Linked DNA regions of Homo sapiens: region 1 is linked to region 2. Evidence: read pairs that join two places in POLR2A ChIA-PET (ENCODE). Cell type or tissue: Panc1. All regions are shown on one strand. Each heading gives the region's core, and the rest is flanking DNA. Links, peaks and the distances in the headings are about the cores only.

What was found. ChIA-PET counts read pairs that join two places held together with the same protein. Peaks named below come from ENCODE experiments on the same cell type or tissue, not always from the same donor. Only the 100,000 strongest peaks of a DNase experiment are listed, where the experiment ranks them.
Region 1: POLR2A ChIA-PET joins it to region 2 with 11 read pairs; 8 of 35 experiments call an interaction of 5 or more read pairs at or near these places.

What each region holds. Positions count from the first base shown.
Region 1 is chr18:3,640,742-3,657,081 of GRCh38, forward strand. All of the region lies in intron 7 of DLGAP1 (DLG associated protein 1), which reads right to left. DLGAP1-AS6 (DLGAP1 antisense RNA 6) reads left to right here and starts at 12,289. Exons shown (of 3, transcript NR_188002.1): 1 at 12,289-12,470; 2 at 13,964-14,074; 3 at 14,768-15,541. RefSeq lists enhancers at 11,843-13,042, 12,088-12,382. In Panc1, for the core only: no CTCF peak of the experiment used is centred there; no DNase peak of the experiment used is centred there; H3K27ac peaks cover 7,819 bases.
Region 2 is chr18:3,560,937-3,577,276 of GRCh38, forward strand. It overlaps DLGAP1 (DLG associated protein 1), which reads right to left. Exons shown (of 13, transcript NM_004746.4): 9 at 6,554-6,645. LOC124904373 (small nucleolar RNA U13) reads right to left here and starts at 12,107; the gene lies at 12,004-12,107. It also overlaps the pseudogene RN7SL39P. RefSeq lists enhancers at 15,031-15,532, 15,533-16,032. In Panc1, for the core only: no CTCF peak of the experiment used is centred there; no DNase peak of the experiment used is centred there; H3K27ac peaks cover 4,104 bases.

The DNA.
Region 1 (16,340 bases), core at 2,644-10,643, 77 kb after region 2:
CCTTATGTCTGCTTATGTCCAGAATCATTCTCAATCTCCTTTCTCCGCCAATATGACTACTGTTACTATTACAAGTACTATCACCATTTATTGAGTGCACACAATGTGCCATACATTGTCCTAAGACCTTATTATGTATTATACAATTTAATCCTTACTATTATTGTCATTCAAATTTTTAATGAGGAAAGAGAGGCACAGAGAAGTCAGTTTATTTGCCCACAGTCATATGGCTACTAAGCAGGAAGGCCAGGATTCAAACCAAGCAGTCAGAATCTAGAACTAAATTCTTAACAACTACACTGTACAAAACATTTTCTTCATGAGGCACAGCAAACAAGAGTACACTAGTATTCCATACAAGTAAGACAATGTATTATATGTAATACTATATGTGTGTATGAACATTTATTACTTAATTACATATAACTAGTATTATATATCATATATTAATACATAATTATTAATTAATGTATATTATGAAGGATTCTCAGGGCAGTCATTCCATTGAAAATAAGACAAGAGGCCGGGCGCACTGGCTCATGCCTGTAATCCCAGAAATTTGGGAGGCCAAGGCAGGCGGATCACCTGAGGCTGGGAGCCTGACCAACATGAGGAAATCCCGTCTCTACTAAAAATACAAAAATTAGCTGGGTGTGGTGGCGGGCACCTGTAATCCCAGCTACTCGGGAGGCTGAGGCAGGAGAATCGCTTGAACCCGGGAGGAGGAGGTTGCGGTGAGCTGAGATGGCACCATTGCACTCCAGCCTGGGCAGCAGGAGCAAAACTCCGTCTCAAAAAAAAAAAAAAAAAAAGAACATAAGACAATGTACACATATATATATACACACACACACACACACACACACACAGACACACACAGTATATAATACTGTCCTCTATGGCAACAATAGTAGATTGGTTTTTCTGTAATAAATTCATAACAAATACTTATATTTCACTCTACAGTTTGAAAGTCCTTTCACCTCATCATCTCACTTAGCCACATAGCAGTCCTGTAAGGGCATAGAACAGGTGGTTGTCTCATATGTACTATAGATGCTGGGCCTAGGCTTATGAGCCTTTCAAGAGGATACAAATGTTTGAGTCTTGAAAAAAGAGTCACTGGCTCTAAACCATGAACAGAAAACTGCAACATGAAAACTAATAAAAATTTAGTTAAATGCCTTTGGACGCTAAATCTCTAACCGGTCTCTGTGGGACAGTGCTGCTTCTGTTCTGTCTTCAGGGATCTGTCTCCACTAACACCTGGGTCCCCTTCTTAAACAGTGTTTCATAGACCAGTGCCTGTCACTGTGGACACACGTGCTAAATTATGTTCATTTACCTGAAGTCCATTGTCATTATCCACAAACACTCCTCCGCTACTCCCTCACCCCATCTCATTAGATTGTGCCTGGAAGCATTGGTACTGCAGGTTGACTATCCCTTATCCAAAATGCTTGAGACCAGACTGTTTTGGATTTCAGATCTTTTTGAATTGGATTGGAATCTTTGCATTATTCTTACTCGTTGAGCATCCCAAATCTGAAAATCCAAAATCCAAAATGATCCAGTGAATACTTCCTTTGGGCATCATTTCAGTGCTCAAAAAGTTTCAGATTTTGGAGCATTTTCGATTTCAGATGTTTGAATTTGGGATGCTTACCTGGCATATGTAAATGTGAGATTTCACTATGCACCATCTCCCTCAGATAGTTTAAACTGCTTTTAGCCCTATCTGGAGATAGGTATACTGAAAAGGAGGGTATTACTGTGGATGACTTCAAGGATTCAATTATTACTCACTCAGTCCTGCATTTGAAACTTTATGACCTTAAGCTAGTACCTTTTCCATGCCTTTTTTGGTTTTCTCCTCTACAAATCAAGGGATAATAAGAGTGGCTACTGAGTTACTGTGAAGTATTAATGAGATAACATACGCCTTGCCTTTGCTTACTATAATTATGAACGTATTATAAAGTGCTCAACAAATGTTAGCTCTTTGTATCATAAGCCTTCATATCTTCTTGATAAGATACATTCTTTGTCCAGAACTTAAAAAGCACACCCCAGAGCTAAGCATTTTAATATACTGCTGGTGGGAGTACAAAAGGTACAGCCCCTTGGGAGGGGGATATGGCAATGTCTAGTCAAACCAGCTACTCTTCGACACTTTCACCCAACAATTCAACCTCTAGGAGTTTATCTGAAGATATGCCTCCCCACATATGAAACAACTAGACTCAAGTTATTCATTGTGGCATTATTTGCTATAGCAAAATATTGGAAATAAACTGCACATCCATAGAAGATTGTGTGAGTGAATTATGGTACAATCACCCAATAGACTACCATGCAACCCTAGCAAAGAAGGAAGAAGATTTTAATAAAATGAATGATTTCCAGAATATACTACAGAATTTTGAAAAGCAAAGAGAGTGTATAATATGCCACCTTTTGTATACGTAGAAACGGGAGGACAGATGAAAGAAAAAGAAAGAAAGAAGAAAGAAGAAAGGAAAGAAAGAAAGAGAGAAAGAAAAAGTAAATCAAAACCAAAGGGGTATTCTCTCTAATATATAACTCCAACAACTCAGTAAGAAAAAGACTAACAGTCATCTAAAAAATGCTGAAGGAGGCCAGGTGCAGTGGCTCACGCCTATAATCCTAGCACTTTGGGAGGCAGAGACGGGCGGATCACGAGGTCAGGAGATCGAGACCATCCTGGCTAACACGGTGAAACCTCGTCTCTACTAAAAATACAAAAAATTAGCCGGGCGTGGTGGCAGGCGCCTGTAGTTCCAGCTACTTGGGAGGCTGAGGCAGGAGAATGGCGTGAACCCGGGAGGCAGAGGTTGCAGTGAGCTGAGATCGCGCCACTGCACTCCAGCCTGGGTGACAGAGCGAGACTCCATCTCAAAAAAAAAAAAAAAAAAAAAAATGCTGAAGGATATGACATGACAGTTCATTGAAAAGGAAATACAAATGACTCAAATATAGGTTCAACATTGCTCATAATAAGAGTATTACAAATGGAAAACCCAAAAGTTTGATGAAAGAGTACGTTGATGAAACTGTGGAGAAACAGGCGCTTTCAACAGTGCTGGTGGCACTCCTAGTGGTGTCCACTGGGAAAGCCTACGGAGGGTAATTTGGCAGACTTTTGCCAATGAAAAAAGCATGCATGCTTTCTGATAGATATAATTAGTGCTCACCCATATTGTACTCTCTTCTCCTACCAGAAACACACACAAAAACTGTACTTCTTGGCCTTCCTGAAGTTTGGCAGGGCCATGTGACTAGTTCTAGCCAATAAAATATAAGTGGAAATAATGTTTGTCACTTTTGGTTCAAGGTTGTCTCTCCCCTGCGGCAATGACTGTGAAGGCTGTGGGTTCCAGATGGTGCAGGCACAAGACCCAAGCCTGGGTCTCTGAGAGACTGTGTGGAGCAGGAATCTCCTGCAAAACGAACATCACAGGACATGTACTAGGGGTTGGAATATTTTTGGTATGTTTATTGACAGATTTGAGAGTTGTTTGTTATTGTAGCAAAACGTAACCTCATTAATACAATCTTTGACCTCGTAACTCCACTTCAGGGATTTATCCTGAAGACATATTAGGACAAAATTATATGTTTACAATACTATTTTATTTTATTTATTTATTTATTTATTTATTGAGATGGAGTTTTGCTCTTGTTGCCCAGGCTGGAGTGTAATGGCGCGATCTTGGCTCACTGCAACCTCCGCCTCCCGGGTTCAAGTGATTCTCCTGCCTCAGCCTCCTGAATAGCTGGGATTACAGGCGCTCACCACCATTCCCGGCTAATTTTTTTATATATTTAGTAGAGATGAGGTTGCACCATGTCGGCCAGGCTGGTCTCGAACTCCTGACCTCAGATGATCCACCCGCCTCGGCCTCCCAAAGTGCTGGGATTACAGGCGTGAGCCACTGCGGCCAGCCTATTATTTATTTATTAAAGCACTGTATGAGAAAGCTAAATATTGGGACTAATTAAATGTGTGGCAAAGAAGAAACTGGTTATGTAAATTGTAATATATCCATATAGTAGAATACTATGTAGCTGCAAAACATAACTAGAAAGTTCTCTATGGAAATATGGAAATATTACTAAGACATATTGTTAAGTGAAAAAAGCAAGCTGTACAATAGTGTACATAGTGTACTATCCTTTGGGTAAAAAAGGGGAAAACACATACTCATAATGTTTAAATATGCAAAAAGCATACATCTATGTAGAAAAAAGAAAATTGGTCATGGTAGGTTACCTGTTAAGGGGAATGGGAACTGTGTATTGAGTCAATGCATTTTTCCCTCGTATTTTAATTTTTTTGTTTTTCTTTTTTGAGACAGGGTCTCACTCTATAGCCCAGGCTGGAGTGCAGTGGAGGAATCACAGCTCACTGCAGCCTCGACTTCCCAGGTGAGAGGATCACCTGAGCCTCCCGAGTAGCTGGGACTACAGGTGCATACCACCACACCTGGCTAATTTTTGTATTTCTTGTAGAGACAGGGTTTCACATGTGGTCCAGGCTGCCATATTTCAATTGTTGAGCTATGTGAATATATATATATTTTTTTAATACAGAAAATGAAAATAAATAAATAAATAACATCCTTTTCTGGCTATGTATTGCCTGTAGGAACTTTGAAAATGTATTTCCAACCAGCATTCCCAACTTCATGCCTGGATGTTTTCCCTTGTGGGCATGGAGCTGCAGTCACATCTGACTCCTGGAGGGCTAGGCGTTTTTCATCCTTCTGTCTGTGTGCAGGCTTAGGTCTCCCTCAATGAGCCCTCCCCTTCCTGTTTGCCTCTGCATAGCTTGCAAAACCTAGACATGTGCACTGGGGCATCCTTCTGATCTACCCAGGCAGAGTTCCTAGGCTGACTTCTATGTTCACATAATTCCTTTTATATATTCCTGCCATTGCATTCATTATATTAAGTCATAATGGCCTGTTCACACGTATGCTGCCTTCTCTAGATAGAAGAACCATGTCTGGCTCATCTTTCCATCTTTCTGTCCCCATGGCCTGGGATAGGGCATGAAATAGTAGTAAGGGCATTTATTAACTTTATTCATGAGTTTTGTCATAAACAGATTAATAAGCATGAAGCAATAGAGTATAATATGTCATGTTTGGAAACAGTCTTTCTGTGCTTCCTGCCACAGACCTCAGCAGCCTGAATCCTTTACATCATCGTGCCTTACAAATACTCTATATGAGACTGGTATGCCCTAAATCATTTGACGGTGGTAGTTTTCAAACGTCTTATTTTTAATGTGATGAGTATTCACTCAACTAATGCTACTCCAAAACAATATTTTTAAAAAAGGAGGCCAGGTGTGGTGGCTCATGCCTGTAATCCCAGCAGTTTAGGAGGCTAAGGCTGGAAGATAGCTTGAACCCAGGAGTTTGAGACCAGCCTGGGCAATATAATGAGACCTCATCTCTACAAAAATAAAAAGTTAGCCGAGCGTGATGGCACACACCTGTGATCCCAGCTACTCGGGAGGCTGAGATGGAGGATCACTTAAGCCCAGGAGGTCAAGGCTACAGTGAGCTGAGATTGTATCACTGCGCTCTAGCCTGGGCAAGATCCTGTTTCCAAAAAAAGAAAAAGAAAAAGATAGGAAAAGAAAACAAATAAAACCCTCCATACTTAAACCAAAACCATAATCAGATAAAGAAAAGGAAACAGTTGTGTAGAGAATTCTAATCATTTTTCTTGAGTGGTTTTGATTGCATCAAGCTCATTAGTTAGATTGCCATTAGATTACATGTAATAAAATAATATTTAATTTAGTAAAAAACAAATTCATGTTATTTAGACACATGATCATTGCTCTTTAAAAAATATTGTAACAGCCGGGCACGGTGGCTCATGCCTGTAATCCCAGCACTGTGGGAGGCCGAGGCGGGCAGATCACGAGGTCAGGAGATTGAGACCATCCTGGCTAACACGGTGAAACCTCGTCTCTACTAAAAAATACAAAAAATTAGCCGGGCGTGGTGGTGGGCGCCTGTAGTCCCAGCTACTCGGGAGGCTGAAGCAGGAGAATGGCTTGAACCCGGGAGGCGGAGCTTGCAGTGAGCCAAGATCGAACTACTGCACTTCAGCCTGGGCAACAGGGCGAGACTCCATCTCAAAATAAATAAATAAATAAATAAAATATATCTATTGTAACATCACCGGGTGCGGTGGCTCACGCCTGTAATCTCAGCACTTTGAGAGGCTGAGGTGGGTGGATCATCTGAGGTCAGGAGTTCCAGACCAGCCTGACCAACACGGTGAAACCCTGTTTCTACTAAATACAAAAAATTAGCCAGGCATAGGTATGGTGGCTTATGGCGGTAATCCCAGCTACTAGGGAGGCTGAGTCAGGAGAATCGCTTGAACCTGGGAGGCGCAGGTTGGAGTGAGCTGAGATTGTGCCATTGCACTCCAGCCTGGGCAACAAGAGTGAAAATCCATCTCAAAATAAATAAATAAATAAATAAAAATATACATGTCTATATATATAATAACATCAAGCAAAAGTAGCAGCATATGAATTTTTTATAATTTAATTTTTGAGCCCATAAAAACAAAAACGATAACAAAACTATAAATAAATATCTAAAATATATTGAATGCCTACATGCTAAACAGTTTACTAGGTACTTCAACATTATCTGATTTTATTTAAGCTCCTTTTTTTTTTTTTTAAACCGAGACTTGCTCTGTCACCCAGGCTGAAGTGTAATGGCACGATCTTGGCTCACTGCAACCTCCGCTTCTGGGGTTCAAGCGATTCTCCTGCCTTAGCCTCCCGAGTACCTGGGACTACAGGTGTGTGCCACCACGCCTGGCTAATTTTTGTATTTTTAGTAGAGATGGGGTTTCACCATGTTGACCAGGCTGGTCTCAAACTCCTGACCTCAGGTGATGGCCCTCCTTGGCCTCTCAAAGTGCTGGGATTACAGGTGTGAGCCACCACGCCCGGTCTATTTAAGCTTCTTAATCAACTGGAGTGCTAAGTAGCATTACCCCATTTTACAGATGAGGAAAGTGTGGTACAGACGGAGTAACTTGCTCCAGATTACAACACAGCCAGGAAGTTATGGCTACGAAGTTTGAACCTAGGACTGTCCTATATACTGTTCTATACTTTCTTCCAATATGTGTTCCAAACACAATTTTAGGAGTTCATATTTAAGGAGGGCATGTATAAAATCAACAATGGGATATAGAAGGCTAAAAAGGAAATTAAATTTGCTTCTCTATCTCTTAACAGGTGCATGTTTAAGAAACACTGTACTCAGCAGAAGTGTACCAGGTTTCCTTCTGCCTTCACTTAAGCACACATGTCGGTTAAAGCTAGGAAATAGCTGAAAATCTGTATTTTCAAAACATTTCACATCCTTAAGGCTTCTGGACTGGCATCTAATTTTGCATTTTGTTGAAACATTGCTAGAAAAATCCTTTGGCCTTCTTCTCAGTGAAACCAAACAAAACCCATAACGTATGCTCTTTCAACTTAAAGCATCAATGGATTCAACAAAACCGTTGTATATACAGCTGTGGCAATATTTACGCATGTAAAGCATCTTAGTTGAATACCAAATTCAAACAAAATCAATACAAAATGGATTTTACAGTTAATTTTAATGGGTGTGATGTATCGTTTAAGAGGGTGTGATTTCCGGGTTCATAACATCAAGTGATTTCAGCAGTTGTCTACATTATGGTGTGTTCCAAAATTAATAGTAAGGTCAGACTATAGTTTTAGACTGAAAATATCAAGGCCATTTTCTAAATTCGGGCTTGAAATACTAGAAGTGGCTTTGATATTACTATTGAATTGGCTTCAAAGACTGCTAATTAGACCATTGTCTTTAAGAACTGCCTTCTTATGCAATGTAATAGAGTTGCTTGTTCTTTAAGAGTAAGAGTTTTGTTTACATTGAAAACTTTCACTAGACTGCCAAAATAACAAAAACAAATACACAGACATTGAAACTTATACTCTTGAAAAACAAAAAGAAAAGAGGGAAAATAAATCAGTGACAAGTGGCAGATTATCGTTTGCAGCTTGCCTTTGATTTGTAAATGCCTACTTCCTGCCCCAGGGAGGAGGGTGAAGGGTAGGTTATGGTGCTTGGGATGCACACTGTCTTCTGGGTTATGCTAATTTGTTGTTAAGTGCTCAAGGCCGCTTATTCAGCACAGATTTGATTAGTTTTTGGCTATACAGTTCAAAGATTTATGAAAAGTTCCTCTCTGGATAGCTGTGGTTGTATTTACTTTGGTTCTCCTTATTCAAAAACTTTCATATCGTTGATGAGTGGTGACAAATGGCTTGCTCAGGAACACTGTGCCAGTATAAACTCTTTTGTAATAAAACACAATTAATATTGATGAAATCAGTCTTCAGTCAGCACTTGTTTGTTGCCTGAAAACCTTTCCTCTCCTCCCCACCTTCCAGGACTCAAAAAACAGACTGGGGGACAATCTCATCTGAATCGAACACTCCAAACTGGGGCTGTGACTTGCCCCTGGCAGATGCCACAGGTCCCAGAAAGGTGATCAGAGAGCTCTATCCAACACGAGGAGTCGCTTCCCTCTAAGGACTCTCAAAGGGGAGAAGCAAGGATTTATAAACTGGCTCTGTTTGTGGCTTTGCCGAAAATGAAACTCTCAGCAGTGTGCTACACCATGATTCTAGTAGAAATGATCATTAGACACTGGAAAGAGGAAAGCGGGAAGGAGAGCACCTACTGCCTTCCGTACACTGTGTTAAGGCTTTCTCTCTAGCATCTAGTTTAGTCTCTGCAACTGCCCCAAGAGAAGTCTTTATTTTATTGGCTAGGACACTGAGGCAAATAGCGGCTCCTTGCCAGACCCTTCCAGCCACTGGTTGGCTTTCTGTTGCCTAGGGTCCCCCTTAAACTTTCTTCTACACTGTGCAGAAATAGAAAAGGGCAGTTGGAAAAGAGGAGGAGGGAGAGGGAAACAAAGAGGGGAAAAGATAAACTTAAAAAAAAAAGTAAAAAGATAAATGTGAGAGAGCTCTGAGATGAGGTCAATGGTTGGTCATTTGAGGTCAACTTTATCTGAGGTGAGGGTAATCACAAGATGACAAATGGCTAACCCTTGGAAATTTCTTTCCACACATCTTCCAGTTTCTGGGTCACGTGGCTCCACCTCTGCCATTTCAGGAGGGTCCTCGTCTTAGGAAGCTATTTGGGAAACTCTCAATGCTCCCAGAGACATTACTGTTTTTTGTTTTTTTATTTTTTTTGGAAACAGGATCTTGCTCTGTCACCCAGGCTGGAATGCAGTTGCACAATCTCGGCTCACCGCAACCTCCACCTCCTGGATTCAAGCGATTCTCCCGCTCATCCTCCTGAGTAGCTGGGACTACAGGCACCTGCCATCATGCCTGGCTAATTTTTTGTATTTTTAGTAGAGACAGAGTTTCACCATGTTGGCCATGCTGATCTTGAACTCCTGACCTCAAGTGATGCTCCTGCTTCAGCCTCCCAAAGTGCTGGGATTACAGTTGTGAGTCACCGTGCCTGGTTGAAACATTTATATTTCATAGGAATATTTTGGCTGGATGCAGAGGCTAAGGCAGGAGGACAGCTTGAGGCCAGCAGTTCAACACTACCCTGGGCAACATAGAGAGACCCTGTCTCTACAAAAGAAAGAAAGAAAAAAGAAACGTTTAGCCAAAAGTATAATGACAAGTAAAGATACATCTGAGAAGAGAACATTCGTTTGTTTAGTGTGGTGCTCCAGCCTCCACGTCATTTTTATAAACAGGATGTCTGGGTTTCTTTGCAGAAACAAGTTTCTTGAGTTTTGTTCTCAGTTTCTATAATATTCCATTTAGTATTCCTGACACACTGCCACCTACCACGCTGGTGGAAGGAAGGAAGGAACTCCTTCTGGGAGATAGCTCTATCCTATCTCTGTCAGTTATCTGACTAACATTTTGATTTCCGGTAGTAAAAATGTTGAAACTGGCCAGGCATGGCTGCTCACGCCTGTAATCCCAGCACTTTGGGAGGCCAAGGTGGGCGGATCATGAGGTCAGGAGTTGGAGACCATCCTGGCCAACATGGTGAAACCCTGTCTCTATTAAAATACAAAAATTAGCTGGGTGTGGTCATGCGTGCCTGGAATCCCAGCTATTCGGGAGGCTGAGGCAGGACAATTGCTTGAACCAGGGAGTTGGATGTTGCAGTGAGCCGAGATCACACCACTGCACTCCAGCCTGGCGACAGAGCCAGACTCTGTCTCAAAAAAACAAAGTTGGCTGGGCACGGTGGCTCACGCCTGGAATCCCAGCACTTTGGGAGGCTGAGGTGGGCGGATCATGAGGTCAGGAGATCGAGACCATCCTGGCCAACATGGTGAAACCCCCTCTCTACTAAAAATACAAAAATTAGCTGGGCATGGTGGCAGGCGCCTGTAATCCCGGCTACTTGGGAGGCTGAGGCAGGAGAATCGCTTGAACCCAGGAGGTGGAGGTTGCAGGGAGCCGACAATGTGCCGCTGCACTCTAGCCTGGCGATAGAGCAAGACTCTGCCTAAAAAACAAAAACAAACAAACAAACAAAAAGTTGAAACTTCATTCTCAGTTTACTACTGGTGGTAAATCCATCAGCATCTGTTTATTAAAGGATTTACCACAGTCTACCTTGACACGCTGAGCACATGGCTTTGCTCTAAAAATAGAAAGATTCAGCTGGGCAAGGTGGCTCATGCCTGTAATTCCAGCACTTTGGGAGGCCAAGGCGGTCAGATCACTTGAGGCCAGGAGTTTGAGACCAGCCTGGCCAACAAGGCGAACCCCCGTCTCCACTAAAAATACAAAAATTAAGCCGGGTGCAGTGGTTCACGCCTGTAATCCCAGCACTTTGGGAGGCCGAGTGCAGTGGCTCACGCCTGTAATCCCAGCACTTTGGGAGGCCGAGGTGGGTGGATCTCTTGAGGTCAGGAGTTCGAGACCAGCCTGGCTAACATGGTGAAACCCTGTCTCTACTATAAATACAAAATAGCCGGGCGTGGTGGCGGGCACCTGTAATCCCAGCTACTCGGGAGGCTGAGGCAGGAGAATCACTTGAGCCCAGGAGGCGGAGGTTGCAGCGAGCCGAGATCACGCCACTGCGCTCCAGCCTGGGAGACAGAGCAAGACTGTCTCAAACACAACAACAACAACAACAACAACAAAAAACAAAAAGCAAAAGTTAGCCGGGCGTGGTGGCGCGCGCCTGTAGTTCCAGCTACTCAGGGGGCTGAGGCACGAGAATTGCTTGAACCTGGGAGGTGGAGGTTGCTGTGAGCCGAGATCACAACACTGCACTCCAGCCTGGGCGACAGAGCGAGACTCTGTATCAAAAAAAAAAAAAAAAAGAAAAGAAAGAAAGACACAATGACAAAGGCAGAGTTCACCTACAGAGGGAATGACATCAATACATTAGGAATATTTTTAATACATTAAATCCCTTTGGGGTGTTTTTGGACACCTGGCTTGTCATACTATGAACAACAGAATTTCCTTAAAAAGTTTTTATTTTAGAGACAGGGTCTCGCTCTGTTGACCAGGCTGGAGTGCAGTGGCGCAGTCATAGCTCACTGTAGCCTCAAACTCTTGAGCTCAACTGGTCCTGCCACTTCAGACTCCCAAGTAGCTAGGACTACAGGTGTATGCCACCACAACCAGCTAACTTTTACAAAATATTTTTTGTAGAGATGAGGGGGACTCGCTCTGTGGCTCACGGCCGTCTTGAACTTTGAATACCTGGCCTCAAGCTATTTTCCTGCCTCGCCCTCCCAGAGTGCTGGGATTACAGGTGTGAACCACCGCACCCAGCCCTCATTTATTTGATTTCTTCAGAGAGGCTCATCTGTTCCTATATTTAGAAATGTGGAACTTTTCCAAAGAAGACAACCTTCATTTTTTTCATACGGGCTTTCAAAAGAATGTGATGTCCTTTTGGTGTTTTAGATTCTCACCTATGAGGTATAAACAAATCGCCTTGCAGACAAGTCTCAACACAGAACACATGCTGCTTATCACTGGCAAAGACTTGCATCAGCCTGCCACCACGGCTGGCTCATCTTGTCCCTCCAGGCCTGTGCCTGCTGGAACACTCCCACTCCCCATGTCTGAATACACCACTTCGGTTGGACCAAGAGTTTCCAGCTCGGGTGGCCCCTCCTTCCCTGGAAATAAATAGCTGCCTATAGAATATCAGAGTCATTCTGACTCAGGGGTGACTCAGCTCTTCCATGACCTGTGTTCCCACTTCTCCTTGATAAGGCCAATGTTTTGGCCCTACTGGTGAAAATATGTAGACCTAACATCTATCTCCCTGCTCCAGTTTCAAGAGAAAAGACCTTATTCAGAGAAATATTTAGAAGACTCTTGTGGAATTCTTGCTGTGAGTGGTTTTTCCTTCCCTGCCATTGGTGCGACTGTTTCCCCCTTCCGTCAAATTGCTGTCTAGATGTTTCTCTCTGACCCCAATTTTCTCGGAGTTTGGGATTATCAATCTAAAATCAGAGGTGAGAATTCATCAGTGTTATCGATAAGACTTTGCAATTATTTCTTTCAAACTGAACTTTTTCCCTATTCACTTATTTTTCCTCATTGCAAAATAATCAAAGCATTGATGAGTGTTTCTGTTTAAATTCAAAGGACATTCCACCTTTAACCTTAGCATTCATGAGACACAAAATGGGTTTTTCTTTTTGCTGATTTAAAAAGCTGCTATGAAGCTGCACAGTGCGGAAGAGGGCACCCCTGCTCCAGAAAAGAAGAAACAAAACTGCCTGCCATAGACACTTGGTAGGGAGTGGCAAATGGAATCTTGGTTTGTTTTTCTCTTAGGACTTTGACAATTATTTTTCCTTGAAAAGAATAAGAGAATCTACCTAAAATATTAATACTAGTTTCAGAGCTCTAGGATAATATAGAGCAGAGTCTCTTTTTTTTAAAAAAGGAAAGCGGTTTCATTTCTGACAGTGGATTTCTTCCACTGATGTGCACACTCTTTGACATGAAAAGCTGCACGAAGCTGCCTTGAATTCATTCTGCAGATGGAAAGTTGCAAGTACGGTAATTAGCTAAGCAGTGGCAAGGCCGACCATCTGAGGTTTGATTTCTCATCAAGAGATAGTGTCCGACACACGTGCCACTGAGCATGCTTGTAAGAGTTCCACGTTTCAGATGCACTGAGAATGCATGCATGGAACACACGTCCCCCCAGCCCAACAACCGCACTCCCAAATTGCCCCTGCACACATATATTCTAACACGGTTACAACACAGCATGCTCCCGAGCCTCAGACAATAAGCTGCCCAAAAAGATGCTCAAGCAACAGTCGCAGTGGGCCTGACTTCTGGTATCCGCAGCCACTCCAGAGAACTTCCTGTGAGCCCCAGGGACTCAGAGGAGGCTGAGTGATGAGGAAGGTGGCCAGAGGCTGCCGGACTAGCCCCAAGCAGTCACTCTGCTTCCTGCCTTTGTTTTCCCTCAAACTCTCATCTTTCTGGAGAAAACAAAACCCTGTCCTGGGGGTGTAGACCAGCCATGACACCCACTAATAACCTCTAGCAAAACAATAGTTTTAAAATTACTTAATGCTCTCTTGACTTTCTGACTTTTAAAATGAAAATTGTATTTTGTCACTGTATCCTTTTGTTGGCAAGTGGAATACTGCACTCAAACCAAGCAGGCAATGTAAAACTATGACTTCAAAGCCATTCCTTGATAAAACATCAAAACGGCCCAGAGTGAACCAACTGTTATCTGTAATTCAACAGATAATTAACTGAAACTCAGTGCTCAAATTGCTACTGGGAGTTTCTGCAGCCAAGGTCATTCTCATGGTGCTGCTTGATTTTGTTTCTGTGTCTCTTATATCGTTTTAGGCAGGGAGGAACTTGGATTGTCCTTCAGTAAAATTCCACTTTGATGCGCAAAGCGAACTTGAATTTCTGCTTGGCCTACCACAGGCCTGCAACATGCACTTTCTCCTCGAGGTGAGAAGGTCTTTTTCTCTCCACTCTGAAACACCGCTGCCTGCACCTTTTGCTGAGTTTAGAGTAGCATCATACTTTCTGCCACGAATGCCACAAATACTGCCTTTTCAACTTGGTTTTGTAAAATGTAATGGTACTAAATCCGCCAAAGGGATAAAGCACCCTTACTTTGGATTTGCCAGTCCCATGGGTACATAACTGACCTACTACTCTCCCACCTCCCAACCTTGAAACTCCAGCCCCCTGAACGGCCTCACCACTCCAACCCCCACTGCAATTTCCCACTCCCCACCTCCATGCATTGCCCATTCACCAAGCCAGCCACATCTCCCTTTAAGTTGAAAACTCACCCGAAAGCCCACTACCTCTTCCATGCAGCCTCCCCTGATTAAGTGAGGATGAAGAAACCTCCAAAGCATGGCCGACAAACTCCCAATAAACGAGAACACACACCCCCCCAAAACAAACACAGAAACTCACAAAAGAAGAAAATGACACATTCTCTACTTTTGATTTGTGAAACTCCTATGGGGCTAAGGAGATCAATTTTATACCAATAAATCATTTCAGAAAATGAAGTCATTTTAATATTCTTGGGGTTACTCAGCAAAACACTTTGCTTGGACGTCTCTTTTGTACTTTCCTTAAATTCTTCTTCCTTTTCTTCTCGGCTTTTTGAACGTATGACTGAAGGGAACTGCCACTCACTGACACGGACAACAGTAAAGGAACTTGGTCTTCACTATGCCTCATAGTGGTGGGTCACACTGCCCAGGAGGAACCCGCAATGAGACCGGCAAATGCCTTAACCATCTCATTGTCTCATCAGGAAGAAGCTTAAATGACTCTTCTTGCTCACATACTTCCTGGGCAAACATGTCTGCTCTGTTGGGATAAAGGACGCTCTAGACCAGGCTCTGCTGAAAGATCCAGGGCAAAGGTTCCTGACAAGACTATGTCCAGCCTCAAATAAGGCCACAGAAGAGCCCAGGCTCGCTGACGAGCACCGGCTCCGAGGCAGTCACATCAGGAGACAGAAACAGACATGTTGGTGCTGCCCTCTCAGGTCAGTGCAAATGCCACTTGAGGAGGGCTGAGAGCTTTGCAGCATAAAATGACCAGAACAAGGAGAAACACAGATGCAATGGCAATAGCTGGCAATTCGCACATGGCGTCAAACACCACTGCCACAGAAGCTTTTTAGCTACAAGCCACGCTATGCAACCTTTAAGCAAAACATTATTGATTTTGTGGTTGTAAAAACATACCTTCAACTGCAGAACTCAGTTTTATGACACCTTGAATAAAAACAAAAAGTGGCAGTTATATAATGGACCCAAATCGCCTTTTCCAGGCTTCTCATAACACACGCATGCTTCAGATTTGGATTTTTCTTTTTCTGCTGGCATTGCAAGAACGTAACTAAACAAATATCAACTTCAAAAATAAAATAATTTTTAGTCTTAACTAGGTCTCATGGATGTCTTCTTTTCCCCCACTAAAACCATTTGGGGAAATTTTTCACTAAAAATGGGATCAAACATGTTTTTGGATGGGACAAAGGCCAAGTCTGCCTGAGTGACTATTTCTGTGTATAAATTATACCAGATTATGGATCAATAAAAGTTCACACAATAGGATGCTAGGGACCAGCACTTCCTCTTTGATACTGTATCTAGAGATCATCTGATGCATGTTAGGACAGAGTTTCTGTTGAAACATGTAACAGGTGGTTAAAAACCATGGTGTGATCTGGTAACTTTCTTCTCTGGGGTGGTTGGGCCAGAGCCCTTTTCTTGGTCTGATGGGTTTAGATTTCAGCTCCCTCAAGTCAGAGAGTGAACGGGTTATCTGAGCAAGTCAAGTTGTTCATGAAGCAAGTCAGTACCCTTGACTGATATTTATGCACCTTTGCAGTGAATTTTTTTTTTTTTTGAGACAGAGTCTCGCTCTGTCACCCAGGCTGGAGTGCAGTGGCGCAATCTCGGATCTTGGATCTCGGCTCACTGCAACCTCTGCCTCCTGGGTGGACGCCATTCTCCTGCCTCAGCCTCCCGAGTGGCTGGGACTACAGGCGCCCGCCAGCACGCCCGGCTAATTTTTTGTATTTTTAGTAGAAACATGGTTTCACTGTATTAGTCAGGATGGTCTCGATCTCCTGACCTTGTGATCCGCCCGCCTCAGCCTCCCAAAGTGCTGGGATTACAGGCGTGAGCCACCACATTTGGCTTTTCGGTGAATTTAAAGGTGAAAATACCAAACTAAG
Region 2 (16,340 bases), core at 5,426-13,425:
CTGTGACACTTCACAGGTTTTGCAAGTACTTTGTAATAATTAAATATTTCCAATTCCTACCACTTATTCCTTGTATCATTGCTGCCATTCATTTCACTTATACATAAATAAATAAATGTACATGTATTTAAATACATTTTTGCAATTGCTATTTTGAACAAACTTATCTGTTAGATCAATTACGAATGAGAAAAATGAGCTGGGCACACTGTCCCACGCCTATAATTTCAGCACTTTGGGAGGCTGAGGTGGGCGGATCACCAGAGATTAGGAGTTTGAGACCAGCCTGTTCAACATGGTGAAACACCGTCTCTACTAAAAAAAAAAAACAAAAAAAAAAAAACAAACAAAAAATAGCCAGATGTGGCAGGTGCCTGTAATCCTAACTACTCAGGAGGCTGAGGCAGGAGTATCGCTTGAACCTGGGAGGTGGAGGTTGCAGTGAGCCAAGATCCTGCCACTATACTCCTTCCTGGGCGACAGAGCAAGACTCCATCTCCAAAAAAAAAAAAAAAAAAAAAAACAGAAAAATGAAAGTTTTTATTTTAGTTTCTGACCTATGTCATTTTCCTTCTCTCAGAAGAACTTCTTAACATTTCTTGAAGGTCTGCTGGCAACAAATTCCCTCAATTTTTGTTTATCTGAAATAGTCTTTATTTTTCTTTCACTTTTACGGATAATTTCACAGGGTACAAAATTCTAGATGGGTGTTTTTGGTTTTTTATTCTCCTAATACTTTAAATATTTCACTCTGTTCTTGCATGGTTTCCGAGAAGTTGGATATACTTCTTTCAATTTTTTTCGTTTTTGAGTGTTTTTATAGTGACTAAGCCTCGCTATGTTGCTATTAGTCCGTTTTAACGCTGCTGATAAAGACATACCTGATACTGCGCAATTTACAAAAGAAAGAGGTTTATGGGACTTACAGTTCCATGTGGCTGGGGAGGCCCCACAATCATGGCATAAGGTGAAAAGCACATGTCACATGGTGGCAGACAGGAGAAGAGGGTAACCGGGCACTGTGGCTCACGTCTGTAATCCCAGCACTTTGGGAGGCCGAGGCGGGAAGATCATAAGGTCAGGAGTTTGAGACCAGCCTGGCCAACATGGTGAAACCCTGTCTCTACTAAAAATATAAAAATTAGCAAGGCGTGGTGGCGGGCACCTGTAATCCCAGCTACTCAGGAGACTGAGGCAGGAGAATTGCTTGAACCCAGGAGGCAGAGGTTGTAGTGAGCCGAAATCATGCCATTGCACTCCAGCCTGGGCAACAAGAGCAAAAACTCCGTCTCAAAAAATAATAATAATAATAATTATATCTGTGTGGCCACAGTTACCCAAGTGGCTGTGGTGGAAGGATTGCTTAGGGCCAGGAGTTCAAGTCCATCCTGGGCAACTGATATGGTTTTGTGTGTCCCCACTCAAATCTCATCTTGAATTGTAACTCCCACAATTCCCACCCGTTGTGGGAGGAACCTGGCAGGAGGTGATTGAATCATGGGGGTGGGTCTTTCCCATGCTGTTCTCATGATAACGAGTGGGTCTCATGAGATCTGATGGCTTTAAAAATGGGAATTTCCCTGCAGAAGCCCTCTTCTCTCCCTTTTTTTTTTTTTTTTTTTTTTTTAGATGGAGTCTCACTCTGTCACCCAGGCTGGAGTGCAGTGGCGTGATCTCGGCTCACTGCAGCTTCCACCTCCTGGGTTCAAGTGATTTTCCTGCCTCAGCCTCCCAAGTAGCTGGGATTACAGACACGCGCCACCACGCCTGGTTAATTTTTTTTTTTTTTGAGACTAAGTCTCGCTGTGTCTCCGAAAGTGTTGGGATTACAGGAATGAGCCACTGTGCCTGGCCAGATATAACTCTTATCTTTTATCTTTTTTGTTTGTTTGTTCTGTTTGTTTATTTTTGAGACACGGTCTCTCTCTGTCGCTGAGGCTGGAATGCAGTGGTGTGATCTCAGCTCGCTATAACCTCCACTTCCCAAGCTCAAGCAATCTTTCCACCTCAGCCTACTGAGTAACTGGGACCACAGGCATGCACCACAGCCAGATAACTTTTTGTATTTTTTGTAGAGATGGGATTTTGCCATATTGCCCAGGTTGGTCTTGAACTCCTGGGCTGAAGTGATCCACCCACCTCAGCCTCCCAAAATTCAGGGATTACAGATGTGAGCCACTGAACCCGGCCTAGTTCTTATCTTTGCTCCTCTATAGGTAAGATGTTCTTTCCCTCTCACTTTTTTCAAGATTTTTAAAGTCTTATTTTTCTGAAGTTTGAATATGATATGCTTAGGTGTAGTTTTTTGGTTTGTGTTTGTTTGTTTTGGCATTTATCTTGTTTGGTATTCTCTGAGCTTCCTGAATCTGAGGTGTCTGACATTAATTTGGGGGAATTCTGTTATTATTGCTTCTAATATTGCTTCTGTTCCTTTCTCCATCCTCTCCTTCTTGTATTCCTCTCTCATGTAAAGTTACACCTGTTGTAGCTGTCTCACTGTTCTCAGATAATCTGTTATGGCTTTTTTTTGTTTTTTTGGTTTTTTTTTTTGAGACGGAATTTCGCTCTTGTTGCCCAGGCTGGAGTGCAGTGGCACGATCTCGGCTCACCACAACCTCCGCCTCCCAAGTTCAAGCAATTCTCCTACCTCATCCTCCCAAGTAGCTGGGATTACAGGCATGCACCACCATACCCGGCTAATTTTTTATTTTTAGTAGAGATGGGGTTTCTCCATGTTGGCCAGGCTGGTCTTGAACTCCTGAGCTCTGGTGATCCGCCCACCTTGGCCTCCCAAAGTGCTGGGATTACAGGCATGAGCCACCGTGCCCAGCTGATCTGGCTTTTTATCAGTCTTCTTTCTCTTTGCTTTTCAGTTTTGGAAGTTTCTATTGTTATATCCTCAAGTTTAGACATTAGTGTCCAGTTTACTAGTGAGCCCATCAAAGATATTCTTTGTTTCTATTAGAGTGTTTTTTATCTCCAGCATTTCTTTTTAAATCTCTCTTAGAACTCTTTTTCATTCTCCATCTCTCTACATGTTCTGCTTCTTTCATTAGAGCCCTTAGCATATTAATCATAATTAGAAAAAAATCTTGGCCCGGTAATTCCAACATTCCTGCCATATTTGACTCTGGTTCTGATGCTTGTTCCATCTCTTCAAACTGTGTTTTTTACCTTTTAGTATGCCTCGTAATTTTTTGAAAAGTGGGCATGATGTACTGGGTGAAAGGAACTGTGGTAAATTGGCATTTAGTAATGTACTGGTAAGGTGTGTGTGAGGGAAAAGTGCTCTACAGTTCTATGATTAGTCTCAGCCTTTTGGTGAGCCTGTGCTCCTGGTCTGTGAACTTCATCAGTGTTTCTCAGTTGTTTTTATTTTTTTCTCTTACGTGGGATAAGGTGCCTGAAGGGGGCTGAGGTTGGGTATGTCCCTTCCCCCATGTGGAAGGCTAGAGGAAACTAGAGCTGAGTGTTTTCCTTCCCCCAGGTAGGTTCTAGGCTCTGATAAAACCCCAGCCAGCAAAAGGTTCTGGTAAAATAGTTTCTGCTGCGTGCAGGCCCTGTGAATAAGAAGAGAAAGTGCTGGCATATTTCAAAGTAGTTATTTTTTCCTTCCCCTTTCTGGAAGCACAAGGAGATTTTTTTTCTCTGATATTCACTTTGAGGACCTGGTAGAGTTCCTGGAGGTAAAACTCACAAAAGTGTGAGCTCTCCCTATGACTGGGTTTCCTTGGAGCTTTTAACTCTCAGAGTTGTCAATATTGAGCCTCCAACAATTCTTCAGTTACTGCTTACGTTTTCTTACCCTGTGCTGGTTCCTGCAGAGATTTCTACTTGTGTTTCTACTCCAGTAAGTTGTAAGTCTCTGTATCTGTCTGTTTTTCCAATTTTGGGAGAAGCAGTGTGCCCTGTGACCTCCCTTCTCTAAGAGATATACAAAGAGATGTTGATTTTTTAGTTTGTTGAGATTTTTACTTGCTAAGATGGAGTGGTGACTTCCGAGTTCCTTTTAGCTTATAGTGGAAACTGCTTGTAACCCCCTTTTTACATATAAGGAAACTAAGGCACAAAGATGGGTAGTAATTTGCTTATGGCCCCTCAGTTAGTAAGGGGCACAGCCAGGATTTGGTGTTCTGGCTCAAGAGTCTGTGCTGTCAACCACTACATCGTTGAGAAAAGGCACCAAGCTGGGCTGGTGGGAGATGGAGGAATATATTTTCTTTTTCTTTTTAAGACAGAGTCTGCTCTGCCACCCAGGCTGGAGCGCAATGGCGTCATCTTGGCTCACTGCAATCTCTGCCTCCTGGGTTAAAGGGATTGTCCTGCCTCAGCCTCCCGAGTTCCTGGGATTACAGGAACCCACCACCACGCACAGCTAATTTTTGTAATTTTTTAGTAGAGACGGGTTTCACCATGTTGGTCAGGCTGGTCTTGAACTCCTTACCTCAGGTGATCCACCTGCCTCGGCCTCCCAGACTGCTGGGATTACAGGCGTGAGCCATTGCCCATGTCCAGGAATATATTTTCTTTAATGTCTACTAAATGTATACTTTCAAAAATTTTTCTAAAACACTTAATAAAGAAACATATGCCTAGGACATTAAAGCAATGATTACCGGCCCAGCGCGGTGGCTCACGCCTGTAATCCCAGCACTTTGGGAAGCCAAGGCGGGTGGATCACAAGGTCAAGATGATCGAAACCATCCTGGCCAACATGGTGAAACCCCGTCTCTCTTAAAAATACAAAAATTAGCTGGGCGTGATGGTCCGTGCCTGTAGTCCCAGCCACTCGGGAGGCTGAGTCAGGAGAACCGCTTGAACCCAGGAGGCGGAGGTTGCAGTGAGCCGAAATTGCACCACTGCACCCCAGCCTGGGCGACAGAGTGAGACTCTGTCTCAAAAAAACCACACACAAAAAACAAACAAACAAAAAAAAATGATTACTAAAACTTTTCAGAGTAAAAGAAAAAAGTCACTCCTAAACCTACCATTTGTACGTATTACATTTCAGTCCTTGTCCATCTGCATGAACACTATGCGTGGATATTATATATTAAAGTTTTTCACCTAACATTGTATCATGGGAATTTCCCCATGTTTCTCCACCTTTTTAAATAAATGATATTTAATAGCTGTATAATAGTTTACCTTGGTGAGGTGCTATAAATTACAAAAGCATGCTATTATTGGTTATTTGATAATTAGTGTTTTTCTTTTACAATGATAAATAATGTTTCACAATTGTTTACCTTTCATTGAGTAATTTAACTCAAGCCCCAAGAGTGTGATTTTTGGGTCAATTGGTACGGATAGATGTGTAACTATTGCTAACTTTTGTCATATTTGTTTCCAGAATGATCGTACCAGTTTTCTGGGCTTCCAGCATTGCATAATTATATCAGGTTGGTGCAAAAGTAATTGAGGTTTTTGCCATATTATACACACACACACACTATATATATATATTACATATACACACATAGAATTTATTAATAAATATATTAACTATATGTATATGATATATATACACACCTCTTAAAAGTATAGTGTCAATCAATAGTGAGAGGTTCTAAAACAGGACCATTTCCATAAACTGATAAATTCCTCCTTTTCAGATTTTCAGTTTACGTTACATGTAGCCTTGATTATAGGAGGCATTCCATAGATTTTATTGAATGGATGGATAATGGAAGGATGGATAGGTGACATTCAAATGATTCTTCCTAATTAACACACTGAAAGTTAGTAGCAAAGTTGAGATGATACACTGATTTATAATTTAGAGTAGTTTCTCTCACCGTAACTCCAGTTTTACTTTATTCAGCCAACATTTGCTGTATATTTAGTATGTGCAAATCACAATGCTGGAAGCTGGGGGTACTACTAGCAATAAAACATGGTTCTACCCACCAAGAAACTCCCAGTTTGAGAAATTCACATGCCTCTCTCCATCAGATTCTCATTTACAACATGAAATTATTGACCCCAAATTCTGTAATTTTATGAAATCCTACATTTCCCATTTATAGATACTAAGGCTCTAAAGTAGGTAAAGAGTAATCTGAAGGACTGGTGATTCAGGATAATGACAGGGAATATCTTCTTTTTCATTCATTCATTCATTCATTCATTCATCATTCATTCATTCATCATTCATTGAGCACACACTAAACACCAGACACTATTAAGTGTTGGGAATAGAAATAGAAATAAGGTAAGTTCTCTTCTCATAAAAAGTGCACTGTCTCATATGGGAAGGTCTCTTATTTTTTTTGTTTTCAGAGGTATAGTTTGGCAACCCAAGAGTACTGCACACAGTATTTATATGTATGTAATATGCTTACAGTACTATTCAAACAAAACTCAAATGGAGTGGTGTCTAGTATTAAAGTACAGGAGAGAATCAACTAATATTGATTCAACTTCACCCTTTAAATACTCCCAAAACTTAGAGGAAAATATCATTGAATTTTGTAGACTTATCACGGGGAAAAATGCTTTTACCTTACTTCAAAACATCAAGACAAAAGAGGATGCGTGCATGTGGACTTACCACTTCTCTTCTTCTACTTGCACTCCCACGGACTGGAACTTACTGGGTGCTTTATTCTCCCCTGTTTTGTCAGGTTCTTCAGCATCATCCACCTGGAGAAATCATCAAATAAATAGAGTTGTTCCATTTCAGTCATCTTGCTTGAAAAACAAACATCACATTTTATGAGAAAAATCTCTAATATGACTGGAATGTTTTGTAATTTATAACCTCCTTGTTCAATATTTGTGTACACTACCTTCACTGCACGCTCTTTGACTCTGTTGCTGTTAGTAAAATGCAATTTTATCCACTCTCAAGGTAGCTGATAAATGTTTATGATTCCTCCACAGATTTGCAAGTCTGTACTTAGACTTAAGTATCTTACTGTAAATACTATATTAGAAGGGAATCTACATGGAAATGTGTTCTTGGAAGTTTTTTTTTTCTAATAGAGTTTCCCTCTGTCGCCCGGGCTGGAGTGCTGTGGTGTGATCTCAGCTCACTACAACCTCCGCCTCCCGGGTTCAAGGGATTCTCCTGCCTCAGCCTCCCGAATAGCTGAGATTACAGGTGTGTGCCACCATGTCCGGCTAATTTTTGTATTTTTAGTGGAGACAGGTTTTTGCCAAGTTGGCCAGTCTGGTCTCAAACTCCTGATCTCAAGTGTTCTGCCCGCCTGGGCCTCCCAAAGTGTTGAGATTACAGGCGTGAGCCACCACGCCCGGCCTGGAAGTTTTGAATTTGAAGATAACAACATACAAAATAAAGAGGAAAATTTATATATTGTAATTATAATTGTTGACATTGGGAGATTTAGATATTAACCTTATTAAGATAAACTATAGAGTGTCTTCATTTTTCTCCCCTTAAATAAAGAATTGACTTTGAATATCACTCCATAGTTTCTAAATAGCTATGTGTATATTACAGCTATATAGAAAATATACCATATAGAACTAATAACCTATGCAACAGATTAGCTCCAACCCAAATTTGAAGAAAATTTTAGAATTATTAGGTTTATTCCGTTTTCCTACTATGTGTTTAAGAAATGTTGTCTCTAAATATAAAGACAATTCAATGTAAGTTATATAAAATTAAAATACAGAAATATATAATGTAGAAAGAGAAAGTCTCCCAAGAATTATTGTCAATTATTTGATGTATATTTGTCTATCTTTATATATATGTCTAAATATATATATTTAAATTTTTGTTTGTTTGTTTGTTTTTGAGATGGAGTCTCACTTTGTTACCCAGGCTGGAGTGCAGTGGCACGATCTCGGCTCACCGCAAGCTCCGCCTCCCAGGTTCACACCATTCTCCTGCCTCAGCTTCCCAAGTGTCTGGGACTACAGGTGCCCGCCACCACGCCTGGCTAATTTTTTATATTTTTAGTAGAGACGGGGTTTCACTGTGTTAGCCAGGATGGTCTCGATCTCCTGACCTCGTGATCCGCCCGCCTCGGCCTCCCAAAGTGCTGGGATTACAGCCATGAGCCACCACGCCTGGCCTAAATGATTATTTTATTTTATTTTATTTTATTTTTGAGACAGAGTCTCACTCTGTCCCCCAGGCTAGAGTGCAGTGGCGCAATCTCAGCTCCTGCAACCTCCGCTTCCCGGGTTCAAGCAATTCTCCTGCCTCAGCCTCCCGAGTAGCTGAAATTACAGACGCGTGCCACCATGCCCAGCTAATTTTTGTATTTTTAGTAGAGATGGGATTTCACCATGTTGGTCAGGCTGGTCTCGAACTCCTGACCTCGTGATTTGAGTGCCTCGGCCTCCCAAATTGCTGAGATTACAGGCGTGAGCCACCGCACCTGGACAAAAATATTTATTGACTTCTTATGTTTCTATCTGTAAGTTGTCTGTTCATATCCTTTACTAGTCTCCTCCCTAATTAGGCTGTTTTTTATTTTCTTAATCATAGGATCTCTTTATATTTTATGAACCTAAACTCTTTCTCTGTTACATATACTGCAAAAGTTTTCTCTCAGTTTATCATGTGTCTTTTAAACTTTGCCCTTCATTGGAGAGAGTCTTAGGTAGTCACATCCAGCTTTTATGGTTTGGAAAGGCTTTTTCTCTGAGCATATTTTTAAAAGTCTTCTTGTATTTTCTTTTATGCTTTCATGTTATCTTTTTTTCGTATTTAATTCTTAAATCCACCATCCTGAAATGTTTCTGTCAAAGACACATACCTAGAGATCTACTATTACCCTCCTGTACTACCTCCCTTGGGTTATGAATGGATCTGGCTCCGTTTATTAACTAATTCGCCTTTTTTATTTGAGATGCCAGCTTTATCTGATACCAAACTTTACTCACATATATTTCCCCATACATTCTCATATAGGCATTCTCATATACAGTCATGACACACATAGTGACATTTCTGTTAACGATAGAGCACATATACAATAGTGATCATAAGATTATAATGGAACTGTCCTGTGCAGAAGTACCATTCTGTATCTTTTGTACTGTATTTTTACTGTACCTTTTCTATGGTTAGATACACAAATACTTAACATTATGTTATAATGGCCTACAGTGTTCTGCATAGTCATATGCTGTACAGGTTTATAGCCTAGGAGCAATGGGCCATACTATATAGCCCAAGTGGGTAGTATGCTCTACCTCCCAGGTTTGTGTAAGTACCTTCTATGATGTTCACACAATGACGAAATCACCTAATAACACATTTTCCCAGGTGTATCCCTGTCATTAAGTGACATACATATAAAGACCTGTTTCTGGCCTATTGATCTGCTGGGCTTATTGACCTTCCCTCTCCTTTTTCCTAAATTTTTTTTTTTTTTTGAGATGGAGTTTCACTCTGTTGCCCAGGTTAGAGTGCAGTGGTATGATCTCGGCTCAGTGCAACCTCCACCTCCCGGGTTCAAGTGATTCTCCTGCCTCAGCCTCCCAAGTAGCTGGCATTATAGGTGTGTGCCACCATGCCTGGCTAATTTTTGTATTTTTCGTAGAGACGGGATTTCACTACATTGGCCAGGCTGGTCTCGACCTCCCAACCTCAGCTGATCTGCCCGCCTCAGCCTCTCAAAGTGCTGGTTGCATGTCTGGCCTTTCCTAATATAATTTTGTAATCAGTCTTGATATTTTCTATGGCAAGTCTCCTCCTGTAGTTCCTTTTTCAAAAAGTATAATTAGGCTAGGTGAGGTGGCTCATGCCTGTAGTCCTAGCACTTTGGGAGGCCGAGGTGAGAGGATCGCTTGAGCCCAAGAGTTAAAGACCAGCCTGGGCAACATAGCAAGACCCTGTCTCTACAAAAAATAAGAAAAAAAATAGCTGGGCATAGTGGCATGCGCCTGTACTCCCAGCTACTCAGGAGGCTGAAGGAGGATTGCTTGAGCCTGAGAGGTGGAGGCTGCAGTGAGCCATGATCATGCCACTGCACTCCAGCCTGAGTGACAGAGCAAGACAGTGTCTCAAAAAAAAAAAAAAAGGTAATTTAAAAACAGAACAAACCAAAACAAAAATCTCTAGGTTATTTTGGAGTATTAACTTCTAAGTAAACTTTAACATCAAATTGTCAAGCTCGTCCTGTTAGCCTCCACCAAGTGATAAAAATCATATTGGAATTTTTATTGGAATTTCTTTAAATATTTGTATTAATTTTCAGGAAATTGTTGTCTTTTTACTATGTAGTATTCCTGTGTAGGAATAGTAAATAATTTTCCATTTATTACAGTATTATATTTTATTTATTTATTTGCTGGATGAGATCTTGCTATGTTGCCCAGGCTACAGTACAGTGGCTATTCACAAAGTCGATCCCATTAGTGATCAGCAGGGCAATTTTGACCTGCTCCTTTTCTGACCTGAGCCAGTTCACCCCTCCTTAGGCAAACTGATGGTCCCCTGCCCCTGGCAGGTCACCATACTGATGCTGAACTTACTGTGGACACCCCATCACTATAGTGCACTACAGCCCAAGACTCCTGGGCTCATGTGATCCTCCTGCCTAAGCCCCCTGAGTAGTTGAGACACAGGTGTGCATGACCATGCATGGAGGTTATTTACTTATTTATTTATTTTCAGATGGAGTCTTGGGACTCTCACTCTGTCGCCCAGGCTGGAGTGCAGTGGCGCAGTCTCGGCTCACTGCAACCTCCGCCTCGGGGGTTCAAGCCATTCTCCTGCCTCAGCCTCCTGAATAGCTGTGACTGCAGGCGCGTCCACCATGCCCGGCTAATTTTTGTATTTTTTAGTAGAGACTGGGTTTCATCATGTTGGCCAGGATGGTCTGGATCTCTTGACCTCGTGATCCGCCCGCCTCGGCCTCCCAAAGTGCTGGGATTACAGGCGTGAGCCAATGTTCCCGGCCGCCTGGAGGTCTTATATTTTATGTAAGGTAAGTTTTTATATTGTTTTCAAATAGGAGTTACATATTATTTCTGAAGCTCAATTGTGTTGTTTTATAGTTTTTGTTACTACTGTGAATGGGTTATTTTTGTACCTTTATATTTTGTTTATTGATAATATATAGATAAGTTATTGATTCCTCTGTATTTATATTATATTCTTTCACGTTGCTGAATTCTAATGGATTTTCAGTGGTTTCTTCTAGGTTTTTTTTTTTTTTTTTTTTTCTTTTGAGACGGAGTTTGGCTCTTATTGCCCAGGCTGGAGTGCAATGGCGCGATCTCGGCTCACCGCAACCTACCCCTCCGGGATTCAAGCGGTTCTCCCGCCTCAGCCTCCCGGTTTCCGCTAGAATTTTAAAGGTGGACATGTATATTATCTACGAATAAAAGCAATTTTGCTTTGTTTTGAAATATTTACAGTTCATTTCTTGCTTTGTGTCTTGGCCAGTAAAGGCAAACAACACTGAATAAGCCTAAGAAAATATTCATCCTTACTTGACTTCTGACTCTGGAATATCTCTAGCATTTCGTCTTTAAGCAGAAGTTTAGATTGGTTTCTTTTATTTATTTATTTGTTTGTTTGTTTGTTTGTTTGTTTCTGAGACAGAGTCTCACTCTGTTGCCCAGGCTGGAGTGCAGTGGCGCAATCTAAGCTCACTAAGCAACCTCCACCCCCCAGGTTCAAGTGATTCTCCTGCCTCAGCCTCCCGAGTAGCTGGGACTACAGGCATGTGCCATCATGCCTGGCTAATTTTTGTATTTTTAGTAGAGACGGGATTTTGCCATGCTGGCCAGGCTGGTCTCAAACTCCTGATCTCAAGTGATCCACCCACTTCAGCCTCCCAAAATACTGGGATTACAGGTGTGAGCCACTACACCCGGCCTTTAGTTTGGTTTCTTATAAATGCTTTTTATCATGTTGATACTTGGAATGGCTTCTGATTTTTACCAAATGCAATAGTTTTTACTATCTATCTGATACCAAACTTTTCCCCCTAAAGGCTAAAATAACTTTGGATTTCTGTGACATACACTACTTGGTAATAGTATATTATTTTTATTTCATTTTTCTTACTTCAGACAGGAAATATGCTGACACGATAATAAGATGTGAGGGAGGCACATCTTAAACTTTTGTGTGAAGACCCAATCATCATGCTGATGAATCACAAAAAGATCAGTAAAGGTATATTATTTTTAAAAATATATATACACTTTGATTAATTCTCAAATTTGGTAAGAATTTTTACATGTATTTTTGTAAGCATGTTATTCCATAATTATTTTTTCTTGTGTTCTTTCAAATTTAGGTATTAGAGTTATGCTTATTTGATTAAAATATATTAAGAATCTTGTCTGGGCGCAGTGGTTCACACCTGTAATCCCAGCACTTTGGGAAGCCGAGACGGGCAGATCACCTGAGGTCAGGAGTTTGAGACCAGCCTGGCCAACATGGTGAAACCCCGTCTCTACTAAAAATACAAAAATTAGCCGGGCGTGGTAGCGCGTGGATGTAGTCCCAGCTACTCGGGAGACTGAGGCAGGATAATTGCTTGAACCCAGGAGATGGAAGTTACAGTGAGCCTAGATCATACCACCGCACTCCAGCCTGGGTGACAAGAGCAAAACTCCATCTCAAAAGAAAAAAGAGTCTTGATCTTTTTTGTAATATTACATGCTTTAAATAACATAGGAATTATTTGCTTCATGAATGTTGAGAAAACCTTTCCTGTTAAAATGATCCAAGTCCGTAACATTTGTGAAAGGTTTTTTTTTTCTTCACTTTTTTTGCACTTTATTCTATGGTTATAAGATTTCTTCCTCCAGGTTTTTATTTTATTTATTTATTTATTTTTTAGACAGAGGGTTTCTGTCATCCAAGCTGGAGTGCTGTGGCAAAATCATGGCTTACTGCCACTGTGACCTCCTGGTCTCAAGTGATCCTCCCACCTCAGCCTCCCAAGTAGCTGGCACTCAGGTATGTGCCAGCACGCACGACTAATTTTTTCTACTTTTTGTAGAGACAAGGTCTCGTTATGTTGCTTAAGCTGGTCTTGAATTCCCTGGCTCAAGCCATCTACCCACCTTAGCTTCCCAAAGTGCTGGGATTACAAGTGTGAGCCACTGAGCCTGACCTCTTTCCCCAGATTTAATACTCCCTCTTGCATCGGTATTAGTAATATACATGAGTGTACGTATTATTTTGACTTTAAAATTTGCCAACATTAAGCTGTCACAAGAATCTTTTATAGTTTTTCGAAAGGTCATATACTATTCTCATTCCTAATATTGTTGATTTCTATTTTCCCTCTCTCAATCAGACTTGTCTATTTATTTAGTATTTTCAAATAACCAATTTTGGTTTATCAATTCCACTTTACTTGTAATTCCTTCTTTTGAATCTGTTGTTCTTTTTCTAGCTTTGTAAATTGAGTGTTTACTTTATATTGTAATATTTCTTCCTTAATTATGAAAGAACATAGGGCTAGAAATTTTTGTTAGGTCATAACTATGGCCACAGCCCATAGTGGTGATTTATAGGATTCCTGCTGTCATTTATTTCAAAATAATCTTGAATTCCTTCCGTAATCCAAATGTTATTTAGATGTTTTAATATTTTCAAATGGTTAGATTTTGTTATCTGTTTAGCGTTAATTTCTAATTTTAATGCATCATGGTTGGCAAACATGACTGATTATTTCTTCTTTTTGGAATTCATTAAAATGATCTCCGTAAGGTTCATTAGTTTTGACTGGAGAGAGGTCCCTCCAAAAATCTCTTTCCAAATAAACACTGATGCTGACTTCGAGGACATCAAAATAAAGTCTTCAAGGCTTAAATGTTTTGAAACTATCTCCTTAGTGTTCCTTTACTATTTTAAGTCAATAAATTATGAATCCAAGATAATGTGCCTTTTTATTTTATTTTATTTTATTTTATTTTATTTTATTTTATTTTATTTATTTTGAGACAGAGTCTGGCTCTGTCGCCCAGGCTGGAGTGCAGTGGCACAATCTTGGCTCACTGCAAGCTCCACCTCCCGGGTTCACGCCATTCTCCTGCCTCAGCCTCCCGAGTAGCTGGGACTACAGGCGCCCGCCACCACGCCCAGCTAATTTTTTGTATCTTTAGTAGAGACGGGGTTTCACCATGTTAGCCAGGATGGTTTCAATCTCCTGACCTCGTGATCTGCCCACCTAGGCCTCCCAAAGTGCTGGGATTACAGGCGTGAGCCACCATGCATGGGCCTTTTTATTTTTCAAAGCTTTCTTTCAAATAGTAACCATTCCTTTGGTTTGTACTTTACTTGGCAGAGACAAGTTTCATTATCTGCAGTTGGACTTATTTCTTCACATAAGCATAAAATATTAATATATATCTGTACACTTGGACAGGTATTAAAGGAAATAAATAAGTCTTAAGAGTATGATCTAAAATAACTAAATTTTCTTTTATTTTTAATTCAAAGAATAGAGAAAGCCATTGCATTTCATATAATGTGAAGATTAAGCTGTTCTTTTCATCTGTTTTGCAAATTGAGTTAAATGATAATATATGGAAATCATAATGTACCATCAGGAAGTAGAGGGGTCAGGGCCTAAAGGTAGTACATGAAACTCATCTGTAGTCAGAATTACTCTTGAGAGACTAAAAGACAATGTAACCAACTGTTGCCAGGGGTCACCTTTGGGGAGTACAGTAGGAATACGAGGTGGGAGTGGGAAAGAAGGGGAAATCTCATATTTTGCTCTATACACTCCTGTACTGTACGAACTCTTTATAATAATCCTGTATACATGAATTACTCACTTTGTAATTATAAGAAAACAAAAAAAATTTATCCTAAAGGTGCCTATGACTTTTAGTTTAGACATACAACTTTGCTCTAAATCCAGAGCAGCCAGTCCCCACAATGCCCCCATCACCCCCAGCACTAGGGTATCAAGAAAAACACCAGATAAAGTACTTGACTTGTTTTGGTGCCATATTATACAGAAATTTATATCTTTAAATATTCTAGAAGCAGAGTGCCACAAGGTGCTCCCATAAGAACATAGGAATCAAGACTGCACACGGATCATGTCCATTTTAGGTCTTTTAACACACATGCTGATTGAAGGAAACAGCACATTTATTTATTATATCAGACAAAGAGCTTTGTTTTGGTGATTTGCTTACTGTCTAGCAGCCTCGAGCCCATCTTCTACATTTAGCTGCTCTTCGACACTGCGGCCAGGACTCCCAAACTACATTTCCTAGGCCTCCTTGTCAGCTGGTTTCCAGCTGTGTTCTAACAAAGGAAGGTGGAAGAAGAGAAGAAACTTCCTTCCTGTTTCCACCTTCTTCTGGCATCACTCTTGCATGTGAAGGTAGCTATGGCTCCACCCTCCAACTCCTTTTTTTTTTTTTTTGAGACGGAGTCTTGCTCTGTCGCCCAGGCTGGAGTGCAGTGGCGCGATCTCGGCTCACTGCAACCTCCGCCTGCAGGGTTCAATCAATTCTCTGTCTCAGCCTCCCGAGTACTTGATATTACAGGTGCCCACCACCATGCCCAACTAATTTTTTTGTATTTTTAGTAGAGACTGGGTTTCACCATCTTGGCCAGGCTGGTATTGAACTCCTGACCTTGTGATCCGCCTGCCTTGACCTCCCAAAGTGCTGGGATTATAGGCATGAGCCAGCGCAGCCAGCTCCAGCTCCTTTTTTTTTTTTTTTGAGATGGAGCTTCGCTCTTGTTGCCCAGGCTGGAGTGCAATGGCGCGATCTTGGCTCACTGCAACCTTCGCCTCCCAGGTTCAAACGATTCTCCTGCCTCAGCCTCCCGAGTAGCTGGAATTACAGGCATGCACCACCATGCCCGGCTAATTTTTTGTATTTTTAGTAGAGATGGCGTTTCTCCATGTTGGTCAGGCTGATCTCGAACTCCCAACCTCAGGTGATCCGCCCACCTTGGCCTCCCAAAGTGCTGGGATTACAGGCGTGAGCCACTACGCCCGGCCTTTTTTTTTTTCTTGAGACGGCGTTTCACTCTTGTTGCCCAGGCTGGAGTGCAATGGCACAATCTCGGCTCACTGCAACCTCCGTCTCCCAGGTTCAAGTGATTCTTCTGCCTCAGCCTCCTAAGTAGGTGAGATTACAGGCATGCACCACCACACCCAGCTAATTTTTTTATTTAGTAGAGATGGGGTTTCACCATGTTGGTCAGGTTGGTCTCAAACTCCTCACCTCAGGTGATCCACCCACCTCGGCCTCCCAAAGTGCAGGGATTACAGGGGTGCGCCACCGTGCCTGGCCCTTCAGCTCCTTTCAACAGCCCATGCACCAGCTGCTCTGCACCACTCTGAAGTCCCAGCACCACGTGACCCTGCCACCTCACAGTCTGAGCACGGGCTACCCCAGGCCTTTCTTCT